Regions from separate parts of the Mus musculus genome. Here regions 1 and 3 are each linked to region 2. The links are chromatin loops, found by intact Hi-C in ENCODE. Cell type or tissue: left cerebral cortex. All regions are shown on one strand. Each heading gives the region's core, and the rest is flanking DNA. Links, peaks and the distances in the headings are about the cores only.

What was found. Peaks named below come from ENCODE experiments on the same cell type or tissue, not always from the same donor. Only the 100,000 strongest peaks of a DNase experiment are listed, where the experiment ranks them.
Region 1: a loop joins it to region 2, with 4 times the contacts of the local background. A loop is called at or near these places in 4 of 42 quality-filtered maps.
Region 3: it touches region 2 in a loop (8-fold over the local background); 15 of 42 quality-filtered maps call a loop at or near these places.

The regions. Positions count from the first base shown.
Region 1 is chr2:108,107,729-108,112,803 of GRCm38, reverse strand. No RefSeq gene overlaps it. Among named protein-coding and RNA genes, the nearest start is that of Gm23749, 30 kb to the right of the region's middle. In left cerebral cortex, for the core only: a CTCF peak has its summit at 2,485 (motif pointing left); a DNase peak (open chromatin) is centred at 2,464.
Region 2 is chr2:109,692,147-109,697,221 of GRCm38, reverse strand. It overlaps Bdnf (brain derived neurotrophic factor), which reads right to left and starts at 3,659. Exons shown (of 2, transcript NM_001048142.1): 1 at 3,313-3,659. In left cerebral cortex, for the core only: a CTCF peak has its summit at 2,193 (motif pointing right); DNase peaks (open chromatin) are centred at 2,200 and 2,878; H3K4me3 peaks cover 1,498 bases; H3K27ac peaks cover 18 bases.
Region 3 is chr2:108,687,790-108,692,864 of GRCm38, reverse strand. No RefSeq gene overlaps it. Among named protein-coding and RNA genes, the nearest start is that of Gm39905, 190 kb to the left of the region's middle. In left cerebral cortex, for the core only: a CTCF peak has its summit at 2,585 (motif pointing left); a DNase peak (open chromatin) is centred at 2,581.

The sequences.
Region 1 (5,075 bases), core at 1,537-4,036, 1.6 Mb after region 2:
GATAATAGTATATAATGTTTATGGGAAGGACCTCATTGACCAACAACCCCCAAACAAGTAAACATACCTGGCAGTAGTTATTTTACTTGGTAGTCTGTTTTGTCTGGAAATGATCCCATGCCTAGCCGCATTGGAAAGTAACCACATTTGAACTTTGATATGTACATATATATATATATAGGTGTAGGATGCCTCTATAGTAAGTGGTTTCTACATGGGTAGAACAGGTCTTTGTGTTATACCTCCTGAAGTAGGAATTTCTTGATTTGTTGTTATATTACTACCCCATCATTCTTGCTTGTTTGCTCTCAGTGTTAGGCAATATTTTTCTAGAGGCTCTTTTATGAGAAGATGTTTTGCTGAAGCAGATAAGTGAAAGGATGTTTTGCTACTAACACACACGTGATGTTTTCCTGGAACCTGAGCGGTGAAAGGGCTTATAATGTGGTGCTGGAGCAGATGCCTCAGAAAACCTTTTGATGCTTAGAAAGAGTATATACCCAACATGCAGTAGACTAGACTCTGGCATTTGCTCACCTTCCTGGTCTTTTGTTGGGCTTCTCTAATGCTGGTCTTCACTTATGACACTTCTGCATTGTTCACTGTGCTTTCTTCACTAAATTTCACCCCTGTTTCCTCTGGTTTGAGCCATCGATGCTGATTTGAGTAGACTGGGTTGTTTACAACCAAGATTGGAACCACCCACAAAGAATTACTATTAAACAGGTTCATATCCCACTTGTCCTATTAGCCATCATTTTTCCCTACTTTTGCTTGGTGGGCTATACGGGAGGTTGAAGCATTTAAGAGCCTTTATTAATGTAGGCTTTTCAAAATATAAGCCTACAATCTCATATTTTTCTTGTCTATCCTGGTTTGCCATCCTCCACCCCATGTAATAATTTCTATTTCATGACTCTATACTTATACTGCCTGTATTCTACCCTCTTCCTCTGAAATACCCCATGACCTCTTACTAGCTTTCTGACTTTATGTGTACTCAAATATAAACACACACATAAAAATTCAAAGCAAGTGTCATCTGCACAACTTTGCAGAAGTTGGGGAGGAATGATTATAAGATCCAGAGGTTACAGATGTCTGAAATGTAACAGTATTTGTTGGCCAAAATATGGCCACTGAAAACATGAATGCATAGCAGCTATGACTTCATGCATAAGCTGACACAAGATCAAGCCAGATGAAATCTCAGCATAAGTGATGCAGGAGCTCATGTGATAGCCCCATCCCCATTGCCCAAATGTGGCTCTATCAGCAATTGTTGGTTGATGAAAGGCAAAATGTCAATTTTCTTCATGGATGAGGTTCGTGAGAGGGGACCCATGCTTGACCAATGGCCATCCAGCAATGCATTTTATAGACAGCACTAAGAGAACACAGTGAGTTAGATAAGTGAAACAGGCAAAGTTGAGATGGAAAAGCAGCAGCTGTGGTAGGGTATAGAGGAGAGATTGGAGAACGCATGAGTCCATATAAAAGCATATATGCATGCATGAAATTCTCAAACATAGACATAATGAAAATTATATTACCACCCCATAATTCTTTCTTGCTTACAGTATCAGATAATGTCTCTGCCTCAACTGAATCAGTTTATGGTGGCAACTCAGCTGTTGTCAAAACTACCCAATTTTTTTTCATCAGTTCAAGCATCTGTTACAAGAGTCAGCAATTCGTTAGTAATTCTTTGGCTCTGAGAATGGGGTGCTGGTTGAGAATAGATGACATCATACCAGCTTCTGTTTTCTGAATGTGTTAAGTGTCTTGTTTTTCCACAGTTGGTTTCAATATCTGAGACTCTGGTATGGCCCTACACATACATGCTCATGCTTTGCTTTGTTGATGAATATTTTTATATTATTGTTGCTGGGGTTACAATCTCAGCTTGAGCACACTTACTTAACTTAGTTTTAGTTCAGGTTAAGTCCGATGGGATGTTCACAGTTCTTTGTTCCTTAACACCTACTGTTCTTACTTGGGGAAGTTATAGCTCTAGAGTTTAGAGAAACGAGTTTGAAGAACTCTGTGTGCTTCCCATGCAGTTCCTCTTTCTCCCTGTTCTCGCCCAGCTTAACAGGTAGCATCACACCAGAGCAACACTAAGTGATTTCTCACATTTGCTTCACCTAGATGTGAAGTCTGGCATCTGAAATGGTGCTTTTGTGATCTTGGATTCTGGAGGCTTTCTTTTCTGTTTTGTTTGTGAAACATGAGACTTGGAAATGGAGTTCTCTCCCTTCCCTACAGTTTTGATTGAGGTCTCTGTTTTGGTTCATTACTTTCTTTACAAATGTAACCTTCATTACTTCCAGGTTTTGATCTACTATTTCAGTACTACATTTCCTATCATATTTCCTTGTTTCTCCATGCTTCCTATCTCTTTTTGAAGTAATGGATCAATGTTTTCTTCTTGATTCATGGGGCTTTAGAAAAATGTTCTGTCTCTAGTCTGCCACCTGCTGGTTTATTACCATGCTTTTAATGACTTTATTATAGTTCAACATAATAATCTCTTTGGAGCAAAATGTTATTTACCATGTTTCTGATAAAGATTTACATGATTTTATTGCATTTTCTATGACAACTATTCCATTTGCTGGATTTGGTAGGTATCTTTTTTAGAATGGTAGGGTATTAATAGTTAATATTATCTTTTGTATCTCTTTCCTCAGATTGTTTTGTTTTGTTTTTCATTTTTCTTTCTTTGTTTGTTGTTTTTTAAATTATTCTGGAGATGAAACCTAGAGCTTTAAGCATACTAGGCAAGTACATCACCACTGAATTATATCCCAAACTCAGGTTTGAATTTAATTGTGAATCTAGCAATTTCTTTCTTAGGTATCTTAGCCCATGCTGCAGATCACCAAAATCATGGCAACATACATATGGAGGCCAGGAAACCACTTTGATTAGTGACCTCTTCCTTGACTCCTGTACAGCTTGTCTTTTCTGAAGGCTAATGACTTCCCTGATAAGCTAAACATCTTCAAATGCAGACCATGGGTGACTTGGACCAGAAATCTTCACCAATATGCTGATTTGCATTGGCAGAATCACAAGGATGTATTTCAGAAAAACATGCTGTTCTTTAGTCCTCTAATTTAGTGTATTAACTGTCTGTGTCAATGATGGCAAATATGTGACACAAATTTCATTCTTCTTATCCATTGTAAATATAAAATGCCCTCTGAATCTATTGGCTTATTTCTTCTTTTAGAGATAAAGCATGTTTTATTTCATTGGAGTATTTCACTGGGTCACTTGGAGGAAACATCCCAGTTGATTGATGACCTAAATATGACAAAGAGACAAAGCAAATTATGCCTCTTGGACATTGGTTTTTGGTGAATTGAATAATTTGATTCATAATACTTATACTATTCAATTATATAATAGATTTTAGTCTGAATTAAGTAAATTTATTTTATAATATTAATTACAGATTAATAATTTGCAACTTTTTAGGGGATACCTCAAGAAGTGGCATCTAGTCAAATTCTGGGGAAGGGGGATGAGGATACAATAGCAATTAGACATAGATACTGTCTCACATTTAAAGAATGAGGTTAACTACATGTCCATAATCTGATGGTAAATGGTCTTATTCAGAGTCACCCCAAGATTCAGGGACTTCTGCCTCTGGGTCACTTAGCAGAGAATTTTAGTTGGCATGCTTAATTTGCCACAGTATAAATATAACACAAAATGCAATTCTTTATGAACATTCAATCTTAAGAAGAAGGCCATACGTTTTTATAAAATAGGATCAGTTCATTGTGCCAGAAATTATTGGACAAATAATTCATCAAGCAAATAATTCAAACTTCTGAAAGGAGAGGAAAATCAAGCAACAAACCAAAGATACTTAATGAACTTAAAAGTACATTCCTCACAGTAGACGGTGAGCAGGGTAAGGAAGAATGAGGCATTTGCAACACATCTCTAATGTGTCTATAACTGTGTTTTTGGAAGAAAATAACACGATTCCATAAAACAATGGGGAAAGAAGATCAGTCCTTACATGTGTAAACATAGGAGTTTCAGGATGTTATACAACAAACAAACAAACAAACAAAGAGACAGGGGACCTTAGGGAAAGGAGGGGGGATGAAGAGGGTGAGGGGGATAGAGATAAGCAGCACTCTCTTAGGACATTGAGATATCCTTTTCTTATACTATTTGATATCAAATTCCAGAATTTATGAATTCAGAGTTTGAGATTGCACCAGTCTGGTCCTGCCTCTAAAAGGCACTTTTAACCTTCAGTCTCAACTGAGAGCTGCACTCTCTTTCTTTCTTTCTTTCTTTCTTTCTTTCTTTCTTTCTTTCTTTCTTTCTTTCTTTCTTTCTTTCTTTCTTTCCTTCCTTCCTTCTTTCTTTTGCTATTCAGACTCAGACTCTGCTGGACAACAGCTTTCCTGGGAATCCAGCTTTTAGGTGACATAAGGAAGGACATTTTAGCCTCCACATATTCCTGCCATTTCTACAACATATCACAGCTGCTCTTACTCCCCTTCCTCTCTTGTGCCCTGCCCTTCCATTCCTTCTCCTTCCCCTTCTTCTTCTTCTTACTTACACATATATGCATAGATAGATATCTAAATACATCCATACCATATATGGTACAACTCTGATAAAAAACAAAACAAAACATGGCTTTCTATCAGTTAGTTCTTAAAAACTTCATAGTGGCTTAAAATATAAAGAATCTACTAATATATAGTCTTACTTGAAGTATGTACGCCTCTAGGAGTTAAGCAGAATCCGTAGTTTTACATTTATTTTTTAAGTAGTAAAGCCAAGAAAATTTTATGATGTATAATAGTTTATAAGAATTGAAGCAAAACATCTCATCTCCCTTAAAAGGAATTCATCTTTGCTCATATATATATATATGTGTGTGTGTGTGTGTGTGTGTGTGTGTGTGTGTGTGTGTGTGTGTGTGTTTAAACACATAAACACAGGTATCCATTGAGGCCAGAAGAGCTTATCTGAGCCCCTGAAACTGGAATTAGATACTACAGTAAGCCAAACAGTTTATCTGACGGGAATTG
Region 2 (5,075 bases), core at 835-3,334:
GAGAGAAACACAGGCTGGTGTTTTAACCATTAGCAGGAGATCAGTACACTATAACTGCTGCAGCAGGAGTGTGTCTTCCATAACAGTCAAAGGTTTAGCTGCCCTCCTCTTGCTGTGTTCTGTTTTCATTCAGAAAATCCACAACTGCTCTTTGCTCTACTCCGGGACTAAATTCCTACACCTTAAATTCTTAATGAACTACTTGTGTGTGACCTTTCCTTCCATGTCGTGCATCTCAGATTCTCTTGGTGATTAGAAGATAACATCTATAGAACCCAAATCTGCCAACTGTGCTACAATTTACAACATATAGGGTATGTGGAGTGTGGGGAAAGAAGGGGGGAAGGGGGAGATGGATTTTACTAAAGGCTTCAAAGATGAATCTAAAAAAGAATAAAAACAAGCTGGTTGCTATACTATCAGGTGGGCGTGCTCAGCCTGCTCCGTGTGCCAAGCTACAACCCAGAGCTATTTATATTCGGAAGAAATGAGATTATTGGGACTATTAAAAAGAATTGGACTCTTAAAACATTACAGGAAGCTGGGAACAGCTTATATTTTAATGGTGCCCCCTTTAAAAGAAAATCCAAGACTTTGTGCTAGGATTTTAGAAATTTGCATTTACATTTAATATGATTTCTCCCTCCCAGCGAGTCAAGATGAACTAGAAGTAACCCAGCTCCTTTTCTCTCTTGGGACCTTTAGGAGATTTAAGCAACCATGGCTGCAGTTTAGGCAAATGATCACTTTCTAGGTTCCTCTTGTATGCAGTTAAAAGGGTGCATACTTTCAAGGCATCCTAAACCAGATTTCCTAAATGATTTAATTTCTGGATGCATAAAGGTTTGCAATCCTTTCAAATGACCTTAAGTAGCACCCTAAAACAAGCATGATTCCAAACTACAAACTAAGCTCTGAATGGGCTGTGAGAGACTCTAGAAGTATGTGAAAAATTACTGTTAGTCTGTTTTAAAAAATGTTATGTCTAAGTGTGTCTGCAATGGTCTAATGCTTCAAGATGTCTACGTCATGCACAACAGTCTTGTTTATCTGGGAATTATTTCTTTCTTCCTGAATCATTTATAAACAGGAAAATTTTAATGACGTAAAACAGTTCTCTATACAACGTGTGTTCTGTGTCGTTGTATTTACTATTAATATTTACCAATATTTATCCCATTTTTACAAAATAACATAGAAGAGGAACAGAAAACAACTTTATGATTCTGGAATTCCAATAATGGTAACTACCATATTTCAAATTCCAGTAGAGATTACGTTTCAACAAGTCTCTCTCTCTCTCTCTCTCTCTCTCTCTCTCTCTCTCTCTCTCTCTCTCTCTTGCCTTGGGGAGGAGGGGAGGAAGAACAAACCAAAACCTCCAAACCTTATGAAAAATCAGTGAACTGCAGTAATTATTTTTAAAGCTCCCTAATGTTATTTCATCCTCTGCGCCTGACTAAGCCTATTGTGTGTAACAGCTTGAACCGCTCTTGTTCTAACCTCAGATACCTCCGACCTGAAAATAGTGTCTCAAACTTACAGGGGCCCGGATGCTTAGAGGAATCAAACCCGTAAATAAAATAAATAAATAAATAATGCAACAAGACAAAACAAAAATCAATCGAAGGATCAAAATGGCTTTTGACCTTATAACTAATGTATAAAAGAATCGATTTTTGGAGAAGAATTAAAAGAGGGGTATATTTTTCAGTAAGTTGATCCAATTGTTGGGAAGGGGGAGTCATTTAGCCTTTCATATACAATTAGATAACAATTACTGTTCCTAATTATACATCGCTTTCTTTTTAAAAAAAGGATAAGTTCTAGAAGGATTAATAAACAGGCAGAAACATACTTCCAGACAAGAACATCCTGTATTCTTGTGAGAGGGGCTAAAAGGCTGTTGTTGACGCTGAGAAGACGGATATTTTAGGATGCCGGGAAGACCCTCAAGTAAGATCAAGAAAATCCTAGCACTTAGTCAATGGTATCTCAAAGCACCCCGGCAACTCAAGGAAAGAAATGCAACAAGCCAAAATTCCGAACCGAGCCGCACATCTTCAGGAAGCTGTTTCAAAACGCCACTCAACAAGTTTCTACTCGCAACCCCCATAACGACCAGCAAAACTGCCCCTAAAACACTTCCCCGCCCCCATTCGACGAGCCCCAGCAGCTACTCTTGCCAGTGTGGCCAGAAGAGGGCACCCTCTACCTTCCTAGCTCAGCTCTCCTGGCCCTCCCCTCCCTCCTCCTTGGATCCTCCCTCTCTCCCTCCGGCTCCCCCCATCCCCAAGTCCCCATCCCCAGTTTCCTAGCCCAGGCTCCACCCCCAACTCACGAATTGTTTTCACTAAAACACCAGTTCAAACTCAAACTCACAGCCTGTGGCTCACCGCCCTCAGCAGCCCCGGGGGGAACAACACCACCCCCCCCCCACCCCCGGCAGCAATTTCCCCTTCTTCCTTGTCATCAAGCACAAAGCCCCCATCTTCAGCTATTTCTTTCTACGCTTAGGTCGCTTATCCATTGCTCTTCCTGTTTCAGCATCCCTGGAAATCAAAACTAGCCTCTTCATCCTCCATAAACACCCAACCTACTCCCGGATGAAAGTCAAAACTTTCACTTCCTCAGGAGGATGCCCAAAGGGAGGTGCGCAGGATGGACAGAGGGTCGGATACAGGCTGTCCTGGAGTTCCGCAGACCCTTTCAGGCCCCAGCGATAAGAAGGGTCCCAAGTTTTCCTAGTTAAACGTTGACCTTGGACCTGTAAGTAAGCTTTGGTAGTACTCCCTAGAGAGCAGGTGACAGTGAACAGCCTGTTGTGATACCCAGGAAAAGAGATGAGGACAGAAGGCGCCAAGACCCATTCTCGGACTACACACCACCCCGGTCCAAATTTGCGTGGAGAGTGCCTAAGCCGGTGGTAAGGGCTCTCATCCCAGCCCTGTCCCGGTGCCATCCGTCTGAGCCCCCAACAGCTGTCGCTCTATATCTCTCTCACCACCCTTCCTCGTCTGCGGGAGGACTTCGGGGATCCCCGGGACGCAGGCTTAGCTCCCATGGCGCAAGTCGTCCTCTTCCCTTGGCTTTTTCTCTCACACTGAAGGGATTCCTGGGGTCGCACTGTCCCTCAGAGTCGTGGGATCCCGGGAGAACGCTCCCCAGGAGCAAGCCCGCCCCTCCGCTGTCCCGGGACGAAGGTGAAGCCGGAGTTCTGCAGTCCCACAACTTCTCAGTCCCCTAGCCAACTTTCCCGGGCGCACGCGCCTCTGGCTCTCGCACTTAGCCCCACGCCCCGCAGTCGCCTACCTCAGGGTCCACACAAAGCTCTCGGATCCCCGGCAGTGGAGTCACATTGTTGTCACGCTTCTGGTCCCTGCGCCCTGCCCTGGGCCCCGTGCGCTTTCTCGTCTGCCCCAAGGCAGTGGTGGCAGTTGAAGGAACCGGGTCTCATCAAAGCCTCCCAGGCGGAGGTGGCGCGCCGCCCCAGGCGGTTTCCTTCTCCAAGCCCGGGAGTCCCGGGCGCACTGGGAACCGTGCGACAGCCAGCCAGCGGGTGCGCCCCGGCACGGCAGCAGCGACGGGCACCCAGAGCTCAGCCAGAGCCAGGCACTGGGGTCAGACATTATTTAGCTCTTCGGTTGAGCTTCGATTGGTCAGACAGCGCCGCCCCTATCCCCTCCCTGCTCCGCCGCGCCACCGATACCCATTGGGGTGGCTGCTTAAAGGGGACGACGCGCCTTTTCCTTGCGGGGGCTCAGCCCTCGGAAGCCCTCGGAAGCCCTCGGAAGCCCTCGGGGTATCCCTGATCGCCTTGCACTGGCTTCTCTCCATTTCCCCGGAGCTCGCTGCTTAAACCCAAAGCTCTGTGCCTGCCCTCTGCGGTCTCCGCAGGGTGCCCTTTGCTAGGAGGGGTGGTCGAATCCCGGTTCCTAGGCACCCTACTCCCCGCAATGTGCTCTAGAGTAGGAGGAAGCGAGTGTGAGTCTCACACGTTCAAATCTTTCTCCCCTGGTTTGCAACTCTCCCCATCTTTTCCATCCCAGCACCCAAGTTCTGTGGGAGAGGGCGTGCATCCACCCCCACCCCCAGGCCCCGGCCCCAGACACACCTTCCCGCACCTTCCCGCACCACAAAGCTAGAAAAAGCGAACACACAATGAAACTACACAGAGTGTGCGGGGTTATGGTTTACTCCGCTACCTTAAACACATCGGCTTAACCAGAGTTTGCGCCCTGACCTCTCCGGAGTGTGCCTAATAGAATTCAATCAAGATAATAACAGTATTTTTTATTAATGAATAACCCCGGATAGCATTACACCAAGTTACTGCTTCTAGCCGGGAAGCCTAGGCAATAACAGACCTCACTAAAGCCATATGCTTCCCAGCAGACCAAACGGGGGCGGGGGGGGGGGTGAGGAAAGAGAAAGAAAAGAAACCCACCTTTTTCAGTCACTACTTGTCAAAGTAAACATCAAGGCAGCTGCTCTGGGGAAGACCGGTCCCCAAGGTTCTAGACTCTTACTATATATTTCCCCTTCTCTTCAGTTAAAAGGGGGAGGGGGCGAGTCTTTGGTGGCCGATATGTACTCCTGTTCTGCAGCAAAGAAGTTAAATTATTGATAGTGGAAATTGCATGGCGGAGGTAATACTCGCACGCCTTCAGCGAGAAGCTCCATTTGATCTAGGCAGAGGCTGGGAGATTTCATGCTAGCTCGCCGGGGGTGGGTGGGGGGAGCGGCAGCGAGAGCAGTCCTCTCCTCGGTGAATGGGAAAGTGGGTGGGAGTCCACGAGAGGGCTCCACGCTGCCTTGACGTGAGCTGTCATATGATACCTCCTCTGCCTCGAAATAGACACTCTAGTGCACGAATTACCAGAATCAGAATTCCGCGCATTTAAAATGATACATCTTTTATTAGAAGAATTCCGTTCCAGGGCATTGCATGCTTTGTAGATGTTTTCACTTCCAGTCCTAGCAAATTCACGCACACAGAAGCCAAGCCTGTCATTATCTAGGCAGCAACAACACATCAATATATATATGTATATATACTTAACCAGGATTTAGGG
Region 3 (5,075 bases), core at 1,537-4,036, 1.0 Mb after region 2:
TAATGTACAGTGCTTACCGTACTTCAGGCACATGGGCTATGTCAGTTAATTCATCAGACATCTCATCATTAGTTCTCTCTGGTCATTGGAGAACCTTATGGCTCCAAGATTTTAATGACAATCCCCAGTTCACACTCTAAGACAAAACACTGTGTCATCTGCTGGGACACCGACATTGGTTTATTTTATTTTGTTTTATTTTATTTTATTTTATTTTATTTTATTTTATTTTATTTTATTTTATTTTTGAAGGGATAACTCTTGGTTTTCACAGTAAGATTTATTGTACACTGGCCACAGTGGACAGATCAAATCCTAATGGTATACTTAAAGCTTTGCCAGATAAAAGGTCAAGGTATTCATTAAAGCCCCACTCACTCTCCTTTTGTGCATAGATACTCAACATGCTTGAATTCCTAACAGGGAGAGAACCCAGAGACCCTGCCATCATTATTCTTCCCTTCTCTGGACCCTCTTGTGTTTTGCTTCCTCAGCCACATGTAGAATTCTGTTGTGGGATGAATACCAGATTTCACCAGCAAGGGATAAAGGAAATCTCACAAGGACAGTGAATAGCTGAGAGTGCAGAGACACAGGGAATTAAAGCATGGAGAACGAAGCCAGGGGTTTCAGAGTTAACTAGAACTTCCCCCTTGGATGGATGCATTCAAGGCAAGCTAGGCAAATGAGAGCATTGATCTCCAGGTATGGTTCATTTTTCTATCTTGGCTGAAAATAGTGCCCTCAGTTTTTGAAATATTGGAAAATAATCTACTTTTCTACATAGCAAGACTATCTTCTTAGGAAGTCACCAAGCACTACTGGAGATGCAAAGATGTCTGCTGAGAACACTATTAATTTTTTTTTTTTTTTTTTTTTTGCTAAAATGATATAATACTGCCATTAGGATTGGGAGTCAATTGTTGACAAAATGTTTACTTTAAGCCACTATACTACATAATGAACAGGACATCTCTTATCTATTGAATTAAATTTAATTTTATTAACTTTATGTATTTATTATGTACCGTGTCACACAACACATACTGATGGAGCAAGCATTTAAGATACAATGTCCCCTATATCAATGTTAACTGGGAAGCTAGCCTATTTATTTAGGTAACTATAGTAACTATTTTAGACATTGTAATCATAGTGAACTTTTCTGAGATATTTTTTTATGCCCATAAAAAAAAATCAAGGAACTCTGCCAGAAAGGGGGACAGTTAAACAGGCCCTTGACATAAGAGAAGGATTTTCTAGTGTTTGCCAAATGCAGGGCTATGATGTGTTGACATCAAATGTGAATGCTAGAGAAAAGCAGCGAGAGAGGGCTTGCTTCCGTTTGCCTGGGAGTGTTATTAGATCCCCCATAGTGTGTGGACAAGGGGGAGGAGATGAGACTAGGAGTGCATGTGGAGGTTTTATTTTGAACATTTTCAAATTCCCTCCCGACTCTGCTCCTTTCCCACAACTGCCTAAATCTTTTATGACCACGACGTTTAGGCTTTCGTAATTTCAGGAAACTCAATGAAGGCAATTTATCACAGCCAATCCACAACTGACAACCCTCCCTAAAGTTATTTGTTTTTAACATCGCTGTCTTGTGCTCTTACTGGAATAGCTGACATCTTAACCATGCACCGGTTCACTTTACAAAACATCTCCATAGCACTGCACAGAAGTGCTGTGCTGAATGAAACACGGAACTGGGAACATTGATAGTTTTATTTTTAAATGTAGCTATTGTTTCCCCAAGTTATTGGTATTGTTTTCTTTCTTCCCAGAGATCTAAGATCCTGCCAGCTTTGAACTGGCTGATGTTCAGTAGTTGTTGGGTTAGATGAGTGGAGTCAAACAAATTTGGAGGCTTTTTTTTAGAATGGAAAATTTTACTATGCTCATCCTGGTGTGCTGAAAAAGGATCTGTATGGTGAATGCTTCCGTGTAAGAAAAGTTGAAGAAATTCATCTTAGAGTTCAGATGAAGTATAGACCTTTAGGTAAGAGGGATCTATTGTTAAAGAGACTGCAACTCTGTAGAGGAGGCTTGGGACCTGTACTTTTCCCTAAAAATCAAAAACAAAAACAAAAAACAAACAAACAAAAAAAACACAAAAAACCATTCTGTCTGTCTGTCTGTCTGTCTGTCTGTCTGACTGTCTCTCTCTCTCTCTCTACACACACACACACACACACACACACACACACACACTATACACCGATATAGAATTAGCTCAATGAAGTTATCATCAAAATATTAATAGCAACTTCATAGAAAACTGAGGTTTCCGGATATCAGGAATCTCATTCTTCAAACATAAGTTTTATACAAAGTGTAACTATATAAATGAAAAACATTTCAAAATTGTTTGGCACACTTCAGAGTCTTCTTAAATCAAATGAAGTAAGCGCGTTTGACCTTTTTAGTTCTACCACTAACTATTTCTTTGGAGCATATCCTTAAGCTCTCATTTTCTTTATCTTGTTTTCTCCATCGTCTGTTCTGGGAGCCCCAAAACTCTACCCATCTTTCATTCAAGAGTGCATCCTGAACTCCTAGCCTCATTTGCTATTTGCTGCCCCCTGCTGGCATCAGGTGACAACACCTTTCTACTTAAGCTGGAGTTTGGTGGGGTGCCTTCTATTAGTTCTACATATGGAAGAAAAATGTGTTCTTGAAAGTATGAAGGAAATCGTCTTGTTAATTTCCAATAAATTCCAAAGTGACTTATTAAAGGTATGGTCTATAAAGTCTTAAATAAAACTAATGGATCCCTAAAAACATGTGAAACATACTAACCCCACTAGCCCCATCTCCTCTTAGGTGGCAGGCGATTCCCATTCTGAGCTAGTGAAAGACTGCATGTGTTCATCACATTGGTTTTAAATGGAATGCAAACTTGCTGCAACCTCTATCCTTTTCTTGGTTGTATTTCTGTTTTATGTTCTTTATGCTGAAACACAAAAATGTTAATCAGAGGACACAGTCACATAAATGCTCAGATGAACAAATCTGAGCTTCTTATGTGCCTCTAACACGTATATTGGTGGGTGGTATAGTTATGCTAAAAGTATTGAATATCAATACGGAGTAGGATGGTGTTAGATTACATGCTTGTGTCTCTCAGTTAAATTTTGATTACCAATATAAAGAACGAGATGACTCAGAGCTCTGAGATCTAGGCAAAAAGAAGTAATTTTGTACAAAATAATATCTAAGTAAGGCATAACTTAGATATTATTCGGTAATGGAGAAGTAGAATATTTATGTTTAAGTTATATTTTTAGAGATTCTTTAAAATGTTTATATCTTTGGTTGGTTCTTGTATTAATTACCTTCTCACTACTGTGAGAAAATCATGTGACAAAGCCAACCTAAGGGAGTAAAGGGTTTATCTAGGCTTGCAGTTCCAGAGGGGAAAGGTCCACCATGAGGGAAAGTCATGACTCCAGGCATGGAAGACATGGCGGAAGTGATAGAGGCCCACTGCTCACATTGCATTCACATTCATAAAGCAATGTCAACAATAAATGGGGCACCAGTTATAAAGCCTTAAAGCCTGTCCCCAGTGTCTACTTCTTCACCTGAGGCTCCACCTCCTAAGGGTTTTACAACCTTCCCAAACAGTGCCACCAGTGAGGGACCACCGGTACAAATTGGGGAGCAAGGGGAATACCTTGAAACCGTATCAGTCCTTCACTACTTCTATTTCTGATGTATCCCACAGGCTTTTAGTTCTCTGTTCTCACCTCTGCAGTACAAATTATCATCCCAGCACTCCCTGCTCTTGCTAAACTTTGGAGTTGATAAACCAATATCTGTGGGTATTTTTGCTTTATATCAAAGAAATCTGTTTAAGATCAAGATACCCTTTAGCTCGTTGTATATTCTACTTCCTCATGTGTCAGAAAGCACTTGGACTTGGGGAGAATTCTCTCCATACTCTGCTACTTCCTCCATACCACCTGCTGTGTGGATAAGCAAGCATAAGAGGGATGACATTGGCAAAAATCTTGTGGTTTTTGCAGCACAATCAATGGACAACTGGATTTGTTTTTTCTTTTATGGTTTTGCTATATTTTTTTAGTTTCTACATATAATATAATCTGCCTTTGTATGTTATTGGATTTGTGAGTCTATCATCGGAACTGAGGGAACAAATATTTGGAGGCAATTTCCCATCGTTGTGAGTAAACTCTTCATTATGGATATTTAAAATGATGAACAATGGAGTCTTCAGATCGAGGAAGAAGGAATATAGGCACAGGCACAGCAAAGGGATAAACATCACTGGCATTAGAAGTCACAGAGCAACTGGCTTCAGTGGTCAAGTGCATAGTATAGAGACTTCGTACCTTTCCTATAGAACCTACAGGGTCAGAACTTACTTATGGAGCTCCCAGAAAGACCTGCTGAATTACAGGCTCTGACTGAGGGCTACGTCTTCCTGTTAATAGAGATATGTTTATTGCCTCATTTTTAGAGACTGGTATAAACTGACACATGTGTCCCCTCTTCTCTGAGAGTGCTTGACACCCATGTTTTGTTTTTTATTCTGCTAGGAAATCTCAGATCATTTAATGCATTTCTTTCCCTATGTGTGGAAAGTTGGCCTGTCTAGAAGTTAAAGATCCATCTCCTTTAGTCATCTAAAAATAGACATATTTCCCAAGAAATATAACCTGGTGGTTTTAGGACCACAGTATTTTATTCAAATTCCAAATGGAGATAAGAGGTAGGAGAAGGTACTTGGATTGAAATTCAGACAAGCTTGGCTGTGAATTGTGCTACACCATTCTTGGTTGGGATATGGTTCTTGTTGGCCCTTTGGAGCTCTACAAACCTGTTTCTTCACATTCAATGGAAAACAAAAGAAACCGAGCCTACATGGAATGACTTTGGCAGAAGTAAGTGTGATAAAAGAGTGGGAAAGAGAAGTGTTGGTTGAAAGGCCAGAGGAGTAAATGATGTCTCCAGGAGACAAGGGAAGGCCAAGCTAGGATTGAGACTGAATGTCCCAGCCAAATGATTGGTTTTCCAATAGAAATGCATCTAAAAAGAAACAAGGTATA